4 separate regions of the Homo sapiens genome follow, and all the other regions are linked to region 4. A link is a contact called in ENCODE Hi-C or POLR2A ChIA-PET data. All regions are on one chromosome and are shown on one strand. The core of a region is the stretch at or near the end of the contact, and the rest is flanking DNA. Distances in the headings are between cores, read along the strand shown. Region 1 holds the start of PAFAH1B1 (platelet activating factor acetylhydrolase 1b regulatory subunit 1). Region 2 overlaps ABR (ABR activator of RhoGEF and GTPase). Region 3 overlaps SMG6 (SMG6 nonsense mediated mRNA decay factor). Region 4 holds the start of PRPF8 (pre-mRNA processing factor 8).

Evidence for each region. A loop is a pair of places that touch in the nucleus more often than their neighbours do. ChIA-PET counts read pairs that join two places held with the same protein, here RNA polymerase II (POLR2A). Pooled maps may share reads with other maps.
Region 1: a loop to region 4 is called in a pooled map, with 8 times the contacts of the local background. The contact joins the promoter of PAFAH1B1 here to the promoter of PRPF8 in region 4. A Hi-C loop is called at or near these places in 5 of 50 pooled maps. POLR2A ChIA-PET finds 5 or more read pairs at or near these places in 2 of 52 experiments (GM10248 and activated CD8-positive, alpha-beta memory T cell).
Region 2: a map of naive thymus-derived CD4-positive, alpha-beta T cell shows a loop between it and region 4 (12-fold over the local background). The contact joins the enhancer-like site here to the promoter of PRPF8 in region 4. A Hi-C loop is called at or near these places in 1 of 168 maps with a recorded cell type or tissue (naive thymus-derived CD4-positive, alpha-beta T cell) and 3 of 50 pooled maps. POLR2A ChIA-PET finds 5 or more read pairs at or near these places in 2 of 52 experiments (HEK293 and Panc1).
Region 3: a loop to region 4 is called in a pooled map, with 6 times the contacts of the local background. The contact joins the enhancer-like site here to the promoter of PRPF8 in region 4. A Hi-C loop is called at or near these places in 5 of 50 pooled maps. POLR2A ChIA-PET finds 5 or more read pairs at or near these places in 2 of 52 experiments (CD8-positive, alpha-beta memory T cell and activated B cell).

What each region holds. Positions count from the first base shown.
Region 1 is chr17:2,591,922-2,595,056 of GRCh38, reverse strand. PAFAH1B1 (platelet activating factor acetylhydrolase 1b regulatory subunit 1) reads right to left here and starts at 1,403. Exons shown (of 11, transcript NM_000430.4): 1 at 1,051-1,403. RefSeq lists silencers at 555-604, 665-724, 1,135-1,364, 1,415-1,634 and an enhancer at 1,469-2,197.
Region 2 is chr17:1,110,522-1,113,765 of GRCh38, reverse strand. All of the region lies in intron 2 of ABR (ABR activator of RhoGEF and GTPase), which reads left to right. Among named protein-coding and RNA genes, the nearest start is that of ABR, 68 kb to the left of the region's middle. Within about 2 kb of position 1,504, at least 2 of the 41 ENCODE cell types and tissues checked have a DNase peak (open chromatin) inside an H3K27ac peak, as active enhancers do.
Region 3 is chr17:2,258,810-2,261,912 of GRCh38, reverse strand. The region is part of intron 8 of SMG6 (SMG6 nonsense mediated mRNA decay factor); the gene reads left to right. Among named protein-coding and RNA genes, the nearest start is that of SMG6, 43 kb to the left of the region's middle. RefSeq lists enhancers at 2,068-2,197, 2,478-2,677. Within about 2 kb of position 1,577, at least 8 of the 41 ENCODE cell types and tissues checked have a DNase peak (open chromatin) inside an H3K27ac peak, as active enhancers do.
Region 4 is chr17:1,683,062-1,686,426 of GRCh38, reverse strand. It overlaps PRPF8 (pre-mRNA processing factor 8), which reads left to right and starts at 1,560. Exons shown (of 43, transcript NM_006445.4): 1 at 1,560-1,647; 2 at 1,845-1,955; 3 at 2,726-2,894. The coding sequence starts at 1,856.

The sequences.
Region 1 (3,135 bases), core at 154-2,653, 910 kb before region 4:
GGCCCAAACCCCAAAAGAAAATTTCCTGCCCTCTTCCCAAGGAGTTTCTTGCTAAGTCACTGAAGAAAGGTAGCATAACATATAAAGCTATGGTACCTTGCTCTCTCCTACTAAATACGGAAAACCTCTTCCCCTCTACTGCTACGTTTAGAGGTGCAGAGTCAAAATGTGTCGACCACCTCAAAGGCATTTTCTCATGTGGGAGGCTAAAGAGGGTAAATATGCAGAGGCACTGCGTTTCCCAAAGGGGCAGGGAGATGAGATTAGACGAAGGGGAATGGCAGGGAGCCTCGAAGCTGAATGTTAACAGCATCAAAAGGCAACTCCCGACCGAGGAGCCGGTGGCAGAAAGAAAATCCTGCCAGATTCGGTGGGTGGATGCTGCGGATTGCTCGGTGGGCCGGGCTGCCTCTCCTCGGCGGGTGCTGAGGCTGGACCGCCGCACCGGGGGCCAGGGAGACGGTGGGCCACCCTCCGCTGGTCAACCCCATCTTAAGGACCAGTCGGGGACGGAATGCCTGGAAGGCCCTATGAGTGCCCCGGCGGCGCGGGGCTGAGCCGGTCCCCGAGCCGATAACTGAGGGTGGGGTGGGGACTGCGGTGCTCGTCTCCGCGGCCGGGGAGAGCAGGGCCGATCCTTTTCCCCAAGATCAGAGAGCTACCTGGTCCCCACGCCCTTCCAACCCAAGAATACTTTTCTTGCTAAGTCACCGAGGGAGGAGGGCGATCCCTTCTTGGGGAGGGCCGCGGGGCGGGGGTCGCAGAGGCGCCGGCAGCCCCCAAAGCCGGGCCCGGGAGGAGAGGAGCGAGGGCAGCGCCCTCCCCGGACAGTCCCCCTCCTCCGGGTCTCTCACTCAACGGCCGTCGCGGCCGCCATTTTGAGAGCGAGGAGAGAAGAAGAAGGAGGAGGCGGCGGCGGAGGCAGGGGGAGGGGAGAATGGGAGGGAGGGGACCGGCGCAGCCACATCGTCAGGCCGCCGGGTCCGGCCTGCAGCCGCCCGGGCGCGGTGGAGGAGACAGAGGGGAGGGCGCAGACCCGCGCCGCCTTACCGGAGCGCTGCACCGCCGCCTCCGCAGGGCCTCTTCCGTCCTTCACTCCCATCCACCGGCGGGGGAGGGGGAGGGAGAGGGGAGGGAGGAAGGAGGGAGGGAGGGAAGGAGGGGGGAGGATGGCGCGCTGGGCCCGGGCCCGGGGAGGGGGAGGGGAGGGGAGCGGGCGGGCTCCTCAGCCGTTCCGGGGCTCGAGTCCAAGCTCGGCGCTCGCGGTTTCTCTCGCTCGCGCCCGAGCGCTCCCCTCCTTCTCCTTCTCGCTCCCTAGACTCCCGTGTCGCTGCTCCTCCGCTCGCTCACTCGCTCTCCCGGCCGCCGGACTCCGCCGCCGCCCCGCCGCTCCAGCTCCGTCTGTCACAGGAGCTGCCCCAACGCCCTGACGTCACCGCGCCGCCGCCGCCGCCGCCGCCGCCGCCCCAGACCCGCCAGGAAGAGGGAGGGGCGGGCGCCGGGAGCGGAGGAGGGGCTGCGGCGCATGCGCCGGGCTGGGCCGGGCCGGGGCCGCGCTGCCTTCTAGCGGGCGGGCGGCTGAGCGGTGCCACCCGGCCGGCGGGCGAGTCTGCGTGCGAGGTGCTGCTTCTCACGCTCCGCACGCTTCTGTTAACCTTGGGAGAGGCTCTTTTTTCCCAGCCCCTCGTCTGACTTGCGGCCCCTTCTGAACTCTGGCTCTGCTCACCTCGCTGCCCTGCTTTTGCGCTCATGCGGCCGACCGCGGCGTCCCGTTGGCACCGTGTGTGGCGGGCCCCGGGAGGCGCGAGAGGCAGCGGGGCCCGGCCACCTACCGCCCCTTTCTGCCTCCGGCCTCCGAGATGATTTCCCAGTTTGGGGGGGAATGAGGGAGGGGAGTAGGCTGGCTGGCTTGGGAGGAGGAGCTGTTGAGGTTAAAAGGCAGATGGAATGCTGTCATTGTCTTGATTTGTATTATAGATTCTTAATTGGGAGGACTCGCTTTTGGATATGATTCAGCTATTCTTCTCCTTAGTCACACACAGACATCAGAGTCTCTCCAGGTCTCGAAACGGATGCCCAAAGAAAGGCCTGGAACTGTATCCCTATAAGGGATGTCTGTGTGTGTTTGCTAAATTATGGATTGAAATATTGATGACAAGAGTCGTCTTGGGGATTTGTAGTTAATTTATTCCACACAGATACCTATGATTTTTCTTTTCTTTTCCTTTTTTTTTTTTTTTTTTTTTTGAGACGGAGTCTCGCTGTGTCGCCCAGGCTGGAGTGCAGTGGCGCGATCTCGGCTCACTGCAACCTCCGCCTCCCGAGTTCAAGCGATTCTCTGCATCAGCCTCCCGAGTAGCTGGGAGTACAGGCACTTGCCACCACGCCCAGCTAATTTTTGTTTTTTGTTTTTGTTTTTGTTTTTGAGATGGAGTCTCGCTCTGTCGCCCAGGCTGGAGTGCAGTGGTGCAATCTCCACTCACTGCAGGCTCCGCCTCCCGGGTTCACGCCATTCTCCTGCCTCAGCCTCCCGAGTAGCTGGGACCACAGGCGCCCACCACCACGCCCGGCTAATTTTTTTGGTATTTTTAGTAGAGACGGGGTTTCATCATGTTGGCCCGGATGGTCTCGATCCCTTGACCTCGTGATCCGCCCGCCTCTGCCTCCCAAAGTGCTGGGATTACAGGCGTGAGCCACCGTGCTCAGCCGACCCTTGATTTTTAAAAAGCGAGATTTGGGGTTCTGAATAATTCAATATGGGCTATTATTTTAATAACAGGTTTAAATGAGATTATCTTATCATTCATTTGTATTGTCCAAGGAAGCTTTTTTCTTGAAACAGGCTTAAGCTTATGTGTACTGATTTTATTGCGTCACTTTATGTAGGTAAATATATATATATATACTGCATTTGAGAAGCAGCAGAGTTAACGAAAGAGACAACTTAGGTGTAAATCCTGGACCCCGCACTTGCCAGAAGCGCGACCTGGGGCAAATTACCATACCTCTCTTTGGCCTCAGTTTCTCAATAAAAGACACCTAATAACTAACCCGGCTTTTGTGAGAATTACAGAGGAGGTGCAGCCTGTGTAAAGTATCTTAGTTTCGTGGGGACTTATAGGTAACTCATGTAAA
Region 2 (3,244 bases), core at 255-2,754, 570 kb after region 4:
AGTTAGAATTGTTAGTGATGTAACAGGAAAATAAAGAAGTTAAAATAGAAGTGCCACGATTGGGAACGTAGAGTGGGCTCTGAGGGCACCAGCGGGCACATCTGACGCAGCCAACGGGGAGTCACGGGAGGCTCCCTGGAGGAGGTGACGTTTAAAGTCGAATCTAAAAATAAGCAGTGGGCCAGGTGCCGTGTCTCACACCTGTAATCCCAGCCCTTTGGGAGGCCGAGGCGGGTGGATCACCTGAGGTCAGGGGTTCGAGACCAGCCTGGCCAACATGATGAAACCCCATCTCTACTAAAAATACAAAAATTAGCCGGGCCTGGTGGCGGGTTCCTGTAATCCCAGCTACTTGGGAGGCTGAGGCGAAAGAATGGGTTGAACCGAGGAGGCGGAGGTTGCAGTGAGCTGAGATCATGCCACTGCACTCCAGCCTGGGTGACAGAGCGAGACTCCGTCTCAAAAAAAAAAAAAAAAAAAAAAAAAATCGCAATAGGTGTTTCCATGTTATCCCTTCCAGAAAAGTGGCACCTCAGCTGCAGAGTTCTGACACTGCTCCCCTCCCCAGTACGGCCTTGCCCCTCCCTTGACACTGCCTTGGGAGTCAGTCACCAGGTCAATCTGTCCCTGAGACTGTCAGCTCCGCGAGGGTAGGCACGGGGTTCCCTGTCCATGGCTGCATTCCGATGCTAGCACACTGCCTGGTGCACAGCAGGCGGCTAACAAATGCTTGCTGATTGGGTCAGGCGGTTAACAACTGCTTGCTGATTGGGTCAGGCGTTAACAAATGCTTGCTGATTGGGTCAGGTGGTTAACAAATGCTTGCTGATTGGGTCAGGCGTTAACAAATGCTTGCTGATTGGGTCAGGCGTTAACAAATGCTTGCTGATTGGGTCAGGGAAGGAGGGAATGGAGGGTGGGTGTGGGGGAAGACTGTGGGGAGTCAACCATTGGAGACTGAGATTTAGACTTGATGGTGTCAGAAATCTCAGTGGCTGCGAAAGATTTCAAACAGTAGCTAGGTGTGGTGTGTGCTTATGCCCCTCACCCTCCATGATGCTGTTCAGCCCACTTCTCCAAGTTCATCTTCTGTCCTCTAGCAAGCAGCGCTTCTTAACCTGCCTTCCTTCCTCTCTTCCTTCCTTCCTTCCTCCCTCCCTCCCTCCCTCAAGACAGAGTCTGGCTCTGTTGCCCAGGCTGGAGTGCAGTGGTGCGATCATAGCTCATTGCAGCCTCCAACTCTTGAGCTCAAACGATCCTCCCACCTCAGCCTCCTGAGTACCTGAGATTTCAGGTGCGCCACTGCAACCGGGTTGCTGAAGCTGCTTAACCCTTTCCTTTCGGGCCTTCTCTTCTTTGCCTGGAAACCCTTCCCTATTTCCAGATGCTACTCAGAAGCCACTGTCCTGTGAAGCTTTCACTCTCAGGCAGCGTTAGTGCCACTGTCCTCCATCCCCAGGGTGGCTGGTAAACGAGAACACTGCCTCGTGTGTTCACACGTCCTCACCCCAGACGGATCGAGAGCCTGAGAACGGCAAGGGCCCCGTCTCCCAGCCTCGTATGTGTGCCATGCCAGGCCTTTTCTGGGTATGAATGAATGAATGAACAGACAGATGGACAGACAAGATCAGGAGCCAAAGTGGGGAAGTACGTGTGGTCGTGTGGGTGTAAGAGGCTCTAAAGCTTGGTGGGGTGGTGGCTTTGGCAAAGGAAAAGAAGAACCGAAGGACTTGGTAAAAGGGATGTGGGGGTTGAGGGAAGGAAGACTCGTAAGATGGCGGCCGCACTAACAGAAGTGGAAACCCGGAAGGGGAAGCTGTTTCAGAAGGAGGAAGGGTCCTTTGGTCCAGATGTGTGGAGTGGAAGGGCCGTGGCTGGGCTTCCAAGTGAGGAGACCCAGTGGCCGGGGCAGGTGCTAGACCTAGAGCCCAGCAAGACACCAGGGCTGCAGCTGGCAGCGGGCCACCACTGGCCTGGAAGGGAGAAGGGCTGCTTCTCTGGGGGAAGGGAGCAGAGGGCTGAGGCTGGGCCCAAGCAAGTGACTCCACATTTACAGGAGGCGGGAGAATGAAGGGCCAGCCTACACCAGAGAGTGGTCGGGGCAGTGCCTGCATCAACAGGGCAGCTGAGGGCTTGGAGAAACTCTAGACTGCAGAGGCCAAAGAGTCGGAGAGGGAGGCCTCTGGCTTTGGAATAAACCGTTTGGGGGGGCCTTTGAAGCAGGCTGCTTCTATGGAGAACATTAGGAGCCAGGCCGAGGCAGATGGAGTGTGGAGCTCAGGTCCAGGGCTGGCTCAGGGCATTTGTCAGGGAAGGGGAGGGAAGCTGTGGGGACTGGTGAGTCACTTCCCCTCCAGGGGGGCACCGAGGGCCTGTGAGTGGAGTCTGTGTCTGATGGAGGGGCACTCTCATTACTCACTGGAATTTCCAGCCACCGGGGACAGGGTGGAGTAGAGAGGCCCTGGATACTCAGGGAGTCACTTGTGTGGGGTTCAGGGATTTTGGGAAGAAGTGGGCGTCAGTCTCACCATGCCGTGTAGAGGTGTGGGGAACGGGGACGAGGATATCCTGGCAGACTTCCAAGGGCACCTCATGTCCTCTTGAGTGGAGGAAGGAACACAGCAGGGGCCTGTGGGGTTTTAGGCCCTTCTTCGTGTCACCTGCAGGTCTGACTCATGTGGGCAGCCCATGCCATGCACTTGGAGCCCGCCGGGCGGGAGACAGAAGAACCCGTGGTACCAGGCCCTGAGCTGGCATACTTGTGCCCTGGGGAATGCCAGGCCTGGTCGTTCCCAAGCCCTCGCCACAGCCTCACCCGCCCGCACCAAATGAGGAATTGTGGCTGAAAGGGCCCTTCAGATGCGCCCTGGCTATTTATAACCCACCCAGGCAGGGACAGGGGAAAACCAGGGGCTGGAAGGAGATGGGTGGGGTGGGGGTGTGCCTCTGTTGAACCCTGGTGGCACAGTTCCCTGATCAAAGGCTGTTAGCCCTGGGGCCCCTCAAGGGCTCACCCCGCAATCCCCTGCTCTGTATTTCAGCTCTGCAACAGGATGGAGCCTCTCTCCAGGGAGGGCAGCTTCTCTGCTGCCAATGGAATTGCATGAGCCCCACCTAGAGCCCAGAGCTTCTGAAGAATTCTGGGGGGAGTGGGGGGCTGTGGCCTGAACTCGGGCCACAGGTGTGGTTCATTTAGACGGCACCATGTTGTTTTAAAATGTTAATTATTTGCCATCGTTTTAAA
Region 3 (3,103 bases), core at 328-2,827, 580 kb before region 4:
TGGACAGATCTATAAAACTCTATGGCTTTTGAAATACTTGCAAGTGACATATGTCAAAAGGTTGAATAAGGCACTAATAGTGCCCTTCGTGCTCCTAGGAAGCTGTCACTTGTGGTCACTGCAGACCAGGAGTGAGATCTTATGGGTTGCATTCCTAAATTTCTTTTTGTTTGCATGAACAGATTTTTTAATCTCTTTCCTTGTCTTTACATCCGTACACTGGGGATATAGCATACACCATCAACACATCTGCACAGCTTTGTCCACCGAGGGGTAGCAGAAAGTTGTTTATTATAGCACCAGTCATCTGCATGTCTACCACCTCAGAGTTAGAATAATGGTGGGGATTAGGACATATGGGGCAAAGGGTATTTATTGGCTGTGAAACAAAGGCTTTTTGTGGACTAGTAGAAAAAGTTGTGGCAATTTAAAAAATTATTGCAGAGTTAAAAGAAATCTTCCAAAAATATATATACACAGAAAAGTGCACATAACAGAGCCATACAGGTGATAAATTGTGACAATGTAAGCATACTTGTATAACCAGCAGTTTATTTACTTGTATCGCTGTCATTCTTCTCTTCCCTTTTTTTTTTTTTGAGACGGAGTCTCGCTCTGTCACCCAGGCTAGAATGCAGTGGTGCGATCTTGGCTCACTGCAAGCTCCGCCTCCCGGGTTCAAGTGATTCTCCTGCCTCAGCCTCCTGAGTAGCTGGGACTACAGGTGCTCGCCACCACACCTGGCTAATTTTTTTTTTTTTTGTATTTTTAGTAGAGAAAGGGTTTCACTGTGTTAGCCAGGATGGTCTCGATCTCCTGACCTCGTGATCTGCCCTCCTGGGCCTCCCAAAGTGCTGGGATTACAGGCGTGAGCCACCGCGCCCGACTTTTTTTTCTTTTTTCTTAAATATATTTTTGAGATAGAGTCTTGCCCTGTTGCCCAGGCTGGAGTGGAATGGCATGATCTCGTCTCACTGCAACCTCCGCCTCCCGGGTTCAAGTGATTCTTCTGCCTCAGCCTCTCAAGTAGCTGGGATTACAGGCACCCGCCATCACACCCAGCTAATTTTTGTATTTTCAGTAGAGACAGGGTTTTGCCATTTTTGGCCAGGCTGGTCTCAAACTCCTGACCTCAGGTGATCCACCCACCTCGGCCTCCCAAAGTGCTGGGATTACAGGCATGAGCCACTGCGCCCGGCCTCTTCCCTTTTAACTCTAAACTCAAATTTTTTTCTATACGTTTAATGATAGCAGTGACAGAGCATTTTAAATAAATTAGGAAGAAGTTAATGCCCATGTTTTCCTTGCTTTGTGGATCCTTGTTAAGATTGATTTTCATTGTTCAGAGACAGAGGACGAAGAGAGAATTTGGAAGATAAAGAATTGGATCAAAGATAAAAGATTTGAGGTGTTTGCTTTGACTTTTGAACTACAGAGTTTGGGTCTGGGAACCAGCACAGAAAAGATTTGATTGACCAAAAAAACTAGCTGGAAGCAGGCCTTGCCTCCAGTCACAGTGAAACTGAGTCTCTCACCAACAGTGCTGTGGTTTACAGCCTTCATCTTGAAGCATCTGGCTGTGGGGGGGGAAAGTGACATCATGGCCTGCCTTCTCCTGGACATGCTTGGTTCAGCTCAGATGTGGAATCCCAGAAGATCTGCAATGCGTGTTTCTAGCCTTGTTTTTAGTGTCAAGGCGAATGCCAGGCTGTAGCAGGCCATGTTGTTGTCTTTGTGTAATCCATTTGTATTCTAACAGTTTTCTTCTTTTTCTGCTGCTAGCTGCCAGGGAGGTAGAGTTGCCTCTGTTGATAAAGAGCAGATACAGAAGTTCACATCCAAACCTGAATGACCATTTTTAACTTGAAACACTTTTCCTGGGAGTTGATGCGCCAGAATCCTTCCCTTATTTGGTGCCTTGCTTAAATCTGAAGCTCGCACAAGGTAGCCAAAGCTCCCTGTGTGCTGGTTATTTGCTTTATGGCAAATAACCACAGCAGAGTGGTTTGTGAAACCGTCTTTGTGACCACATCTATCTTAAACTGAAGCTTCGTTCTCCTTTGGGTTCTTAGATTAGTTCGTGCTCCTCCCTTTCCTGAGAGATTCAGGGGTTTTCCTGTATGGCGTTAGGTAGGTAGAGAGGTTATATTTTCAAATATTTTTCTGGACTGTGCACAGTCCCTTTATTAGTGTGCGAATGCACACATATTCCTTGAACTTTTTTTTTTTTTTTTTTTTTGGAGACAGGGTCTCGTTTTGTCACCCAGGCTGGAGTGCAGTGGCACGATCTCGGCTCACTGCAGCCTCAACCTCCTGGGCTCAGGTGATCCTCCCACCTCAGCCTCCCAACTGGGACTACAGGCGTGTGCCACCATAGCTGGCTAATTTTGTTTATTTTTTGTAGAGATGAGGTCTCACTGTGTTGCCCAGGCTGGTCAAACTCCTGGGCCCAAGTGATCCTCTTACAGGCATGAGCTACTGTGCCCGTCCTTGAAGGACTCTTTCCTTATTCATCAGGCTCCTGTTGCTTTATCACCATGAATAAACTTGTTCAGTTTTACAATTTTATCTTTTATCTCTTCTTACTGATACTATTTGAGGGTGCATGTTGTTACATGCTTCTGCCAACTTGCATGGTATTGTCTGGACTGGAAGTATTTACTTACCTTAATCTCCAAGACTTCTCTGTTGGTTTGGCCTGGTGGTCTCTCGGTGAAAGAAAGCTGAAACCATTGGTGGGTTTTGTTTGGGGCTTTTGCTTTTGGTCTTTATAGAAACATTCTCCGTGTCTGTCTCGGTTCTGCTGAAAAAGTTGCCTTTTGTTTGTGTGTTTTTGAGATAGAGTCTCGCTTTGTCGCCCAGGCTGGAGTGCAGTGGTGTGATCTCTGCTCACTGCAACTTCCGCTTCCTGGGTTGAAGCAATTCTCCTACCTCAGCCTCCCAACTAGCTGGGATTACAGGTACATGCCACCACACCGTGCTCATTTTTGTATTTTTAGTAGAAATGGGGTTTCACCATGTTGGCCAGGCTGGTCTTGAACTCCTGACCTCGGCCCCCCAACATGCTGGAATTGCAGGTGTGAGCCATCGCGCCAGTTCCTTT
Region 4 (3,365 bases), core at 311-2,810:
CCTCCCGAGTAGCTGGGACTACAGGCATGTACCACTATGCCTGGTTAATATTTTTATTATTTGTAGAGATGAGGGTCTCAGTATGTTGCCCAGGCTAGTCTTAAACTCATGAGTTTAACCAATCCTCTCGCCGCTGCCTCCCAACGTGCTAGGATTACAGGTATGAGTCACGGTGCCCGGCTTCTTTCTTAACTCTTTCTAGTAGTTCTACCACTTGGGATTACCTTTTTCCTTCCTCTCCATTTACCTTTATGAAATCCTCACATCCATCCATCTCCATCAAATCTTTAACAATTCTCCTCTGTCTTTTTTGACTGTAGGGACCTTTAGAACACCCAGCATTAAAAAATAGATTTCAGGCCGGGCATGGGGGCTCACGCCTGTAATCCCAGCACTTTGGGAGGGCCGAGGCAGGAGGATTTCGTAAGGTCAGGAGTTTGAGACCAGCCTGGCCAACATAGTGAAACCCTGTCTCTACTAAAAATCCAAAACTTAGCCGGCAGTAGTGGCGCGTGCCTGTAATCCAGCTACTCTGGAGACTGAGGCAGGAGAATTGCTTGATCCTGGGAGGTGGAGGTTGTGATGAATTGAGATCGCGCCATTGCACTCCAGTCTGGGCAACAGAGTGAGACCCTGTCTCAAAAAAACAAAAGGAATATTTTTTAAATTTTTACCGTTCTGAAAGCACATTGACATCCTTTGAATTTTTTTCTAATTATTTCACTTTGATTTGTAAATTCTCAACTAGATTCAGGGGCTGTATGGGTTACAATTCCTCTGCACCCTCCACAGAATTTCAGACTTTTTTTTTTCCCCCGAGACAGAGTCTCGCTCTGTCACCCAGGCTGGAGTGCAGTGGCGCGATCTTGGCTCACTGCAACCTCCCCCTCCCGGGTCAAGCGATTCTCCTGCCTCAGCCTCCCGAGTAGCTGGGACTACAGGCGCCCGCCACCACGCCCGGCTAATGTTTGTATTTTTAGTAGAGACGGGGTTTCACCATGTTGGCCAGGCTGGCCTCGAACTTCTGGCTTTAAGTGATCCGCCTGCCTCGGCCTCCCAAAGTGCTGCGATTCCAGGCGTGAGCCACCGCGCCCGGCCAAGGTCTTAATTCTTGCCTGCCTTTCTGCTCCCCTGTGAACTCTACTGGTTGTCTTTTTTCCTGCTTTATCCCTCGTCCTCGGTAGACAGTGATGGTTAAATGAATGAATGCATGAACAAATGACTGTCCAGGAGCTAGTACTGCATTGCATGTACACATTGATGACAACAGACATCGTACAATGCGCAATCTTGGCAAATTTATTCAAACCCTTTAGACTTCGCTCTCTCACAGTGCGACGCCGGGAGCCCATCACACGCTGAGGTCTGTCAGAGGCCCCAGAAACAGCCTCGGAAATGGAGGAGGCGGGGCTTCACCCCGACCACACCCCCTTGCGTTCAAAGCCTTTCCGCCTATGGGCCCGCCTCCTCGGCGCAGTGTGCAACTCTAATTGGTCGTCTCACTAATCCATCTGAGCACCTCGGCGCCGACTGGATCAACTGCTGAACTCGGGTTGCGCACTTCCCGGCGCTGGGAACGCGGAGCGGACGCAGTCTGGCCGCCATTGCGCTGCGGGGAAAGCGGCCTCTTGTGTGAGGGCCTGTGGGGTGCGTGGCAGGCGTTTAAGGCCGGGCTGCGGGAGGCGTGGTCGGGTCGGGCCGAGTGACCGAAGGGGTTAGGCCGGGCGGGGCTGGATGCACTGTGTGGCGGGACTGCAGGCCGGGGTCCCCGGACGCCTTTCTGCTGCGCTTCTTGTGGGCCCGGGCCTGTGGTTAGTGAATTTTTCTATCCCGCCGCTCCCCAGATTCTCCGGATATGGCCGGAGTGTTTCCTTATCGAGGGCCGGGTAACCCGGTGCCTGGCCCTCTAGCCCCGCTACCGGACTACATGTCGGAGGAGAAGCTGCAGGAGAAAGGTGAGGCGAGAGTGTGGAGCGGCGCGCGGGCCGGAGGCGGGGCGGGTGTGCGCGCGCGCAGGCGGGTGGGGACCCTCCCCGTTTGGGCAGCTCCTGAGGTGTCAGCTCCCTTGTTATTTCCAGTTAATTTTTCATCAAGTCATTTTAAGCGCGTATTATTTGCAAGCGCTGATCCAGCGGGGGTACAGTAGTGACGGAGACAAAATTCCTGTCCTTACGGGGTTTAAATTACAGCGGGAGAGACAGAGAATAACAAAACCTTGAAGCTCTGTAATAAAAATGTCAGGCCGGGCGCGGTGGCTCACGGTTGTAATCCCAGCACTTTGGGAGGCCCAGGCGGGCGGATCACCTGAGGTCAGGAGTTCGAGACCAGCCTGGCCAACACAGTGAAACCTCGTCTCTACGAAAAATACAAAAATGAGTCGTGTGTGGTGGCGCGTGTCTATAATCCCAGCTACTGGGGAGGCTGAGGCAGGAGAATGGCTTGAACCCAGGAGGCGGAGGTTGCAGTGAGCCGACATCGCACCATTGCACTCCAGCCTGGGAGACAGAGTGAAACAACCTCTCAAAAAAAAAAAAAAAAGTCAGATAGTGATCAATGTGATGAAAGGAAAAACAGAGTAAAATGGTAAGGGAATTGGCAAGGGGTGCTTCTTCCTGCTGGTGCCTGCTTCTCCCTCACACTCACTGACAGGAGCTTACCCTAGGGCAAGAGGTGAAGAGGATTAGGGGGAGGGTGTGCAGGCCTTTAAACTGAGGTGCCTTTCCAGCTCGAAAATGGCAGCAATTGCAGGCCAAGCGCTATGCAGAAAAGCGGAAGTTTGGGTTTGTGGATGCCCAGAAGGAAGACATGCCCCCAGAACATGTCAGGAAGATCATTCGAGACCATGGAGACATGACCAACAGGAAGTTCCGCCATGACAAAAGGGTTTACTTGGGGTAAGGAACATCCTGAAATAATTTCATTTGGAATTTGGCCCTTTTCCCTTCTCCCTGTCCCACAGTCTTGGATTGATGCTTTGACAGCTCATCTTGGTGGATATAAGAGAAAGGAGAAAACCAGTAGGAGTCTCTGATAATTTCTACATCTTCCACTTTTGCAGTCTGTTTCCCCTCTCTTCCCGATCTGGGACTGGTGCTTTAATTTGTCCTGTTGATGATATTATAAGATGTCCCTGGCCAGGCGCGGTGGCTCATGCCTGTAATCCCAGCACTTTGGGAGGCCGAGGCGGGTGGATCATGAGGTCAGGAGATCGAGACCATCCTGGCTAACACGGTGAAACCCCGTCTCTACTAAAAATACACAAAATTAGCTGGGCGTGGTGGCAGGTGTCTGTAGTCCCAGCTACTTGGGAGGCTGAGGCAGGAGAATGGCGTGAACCTGGGAGGCGGAACTTGTAGTGAGCCGAG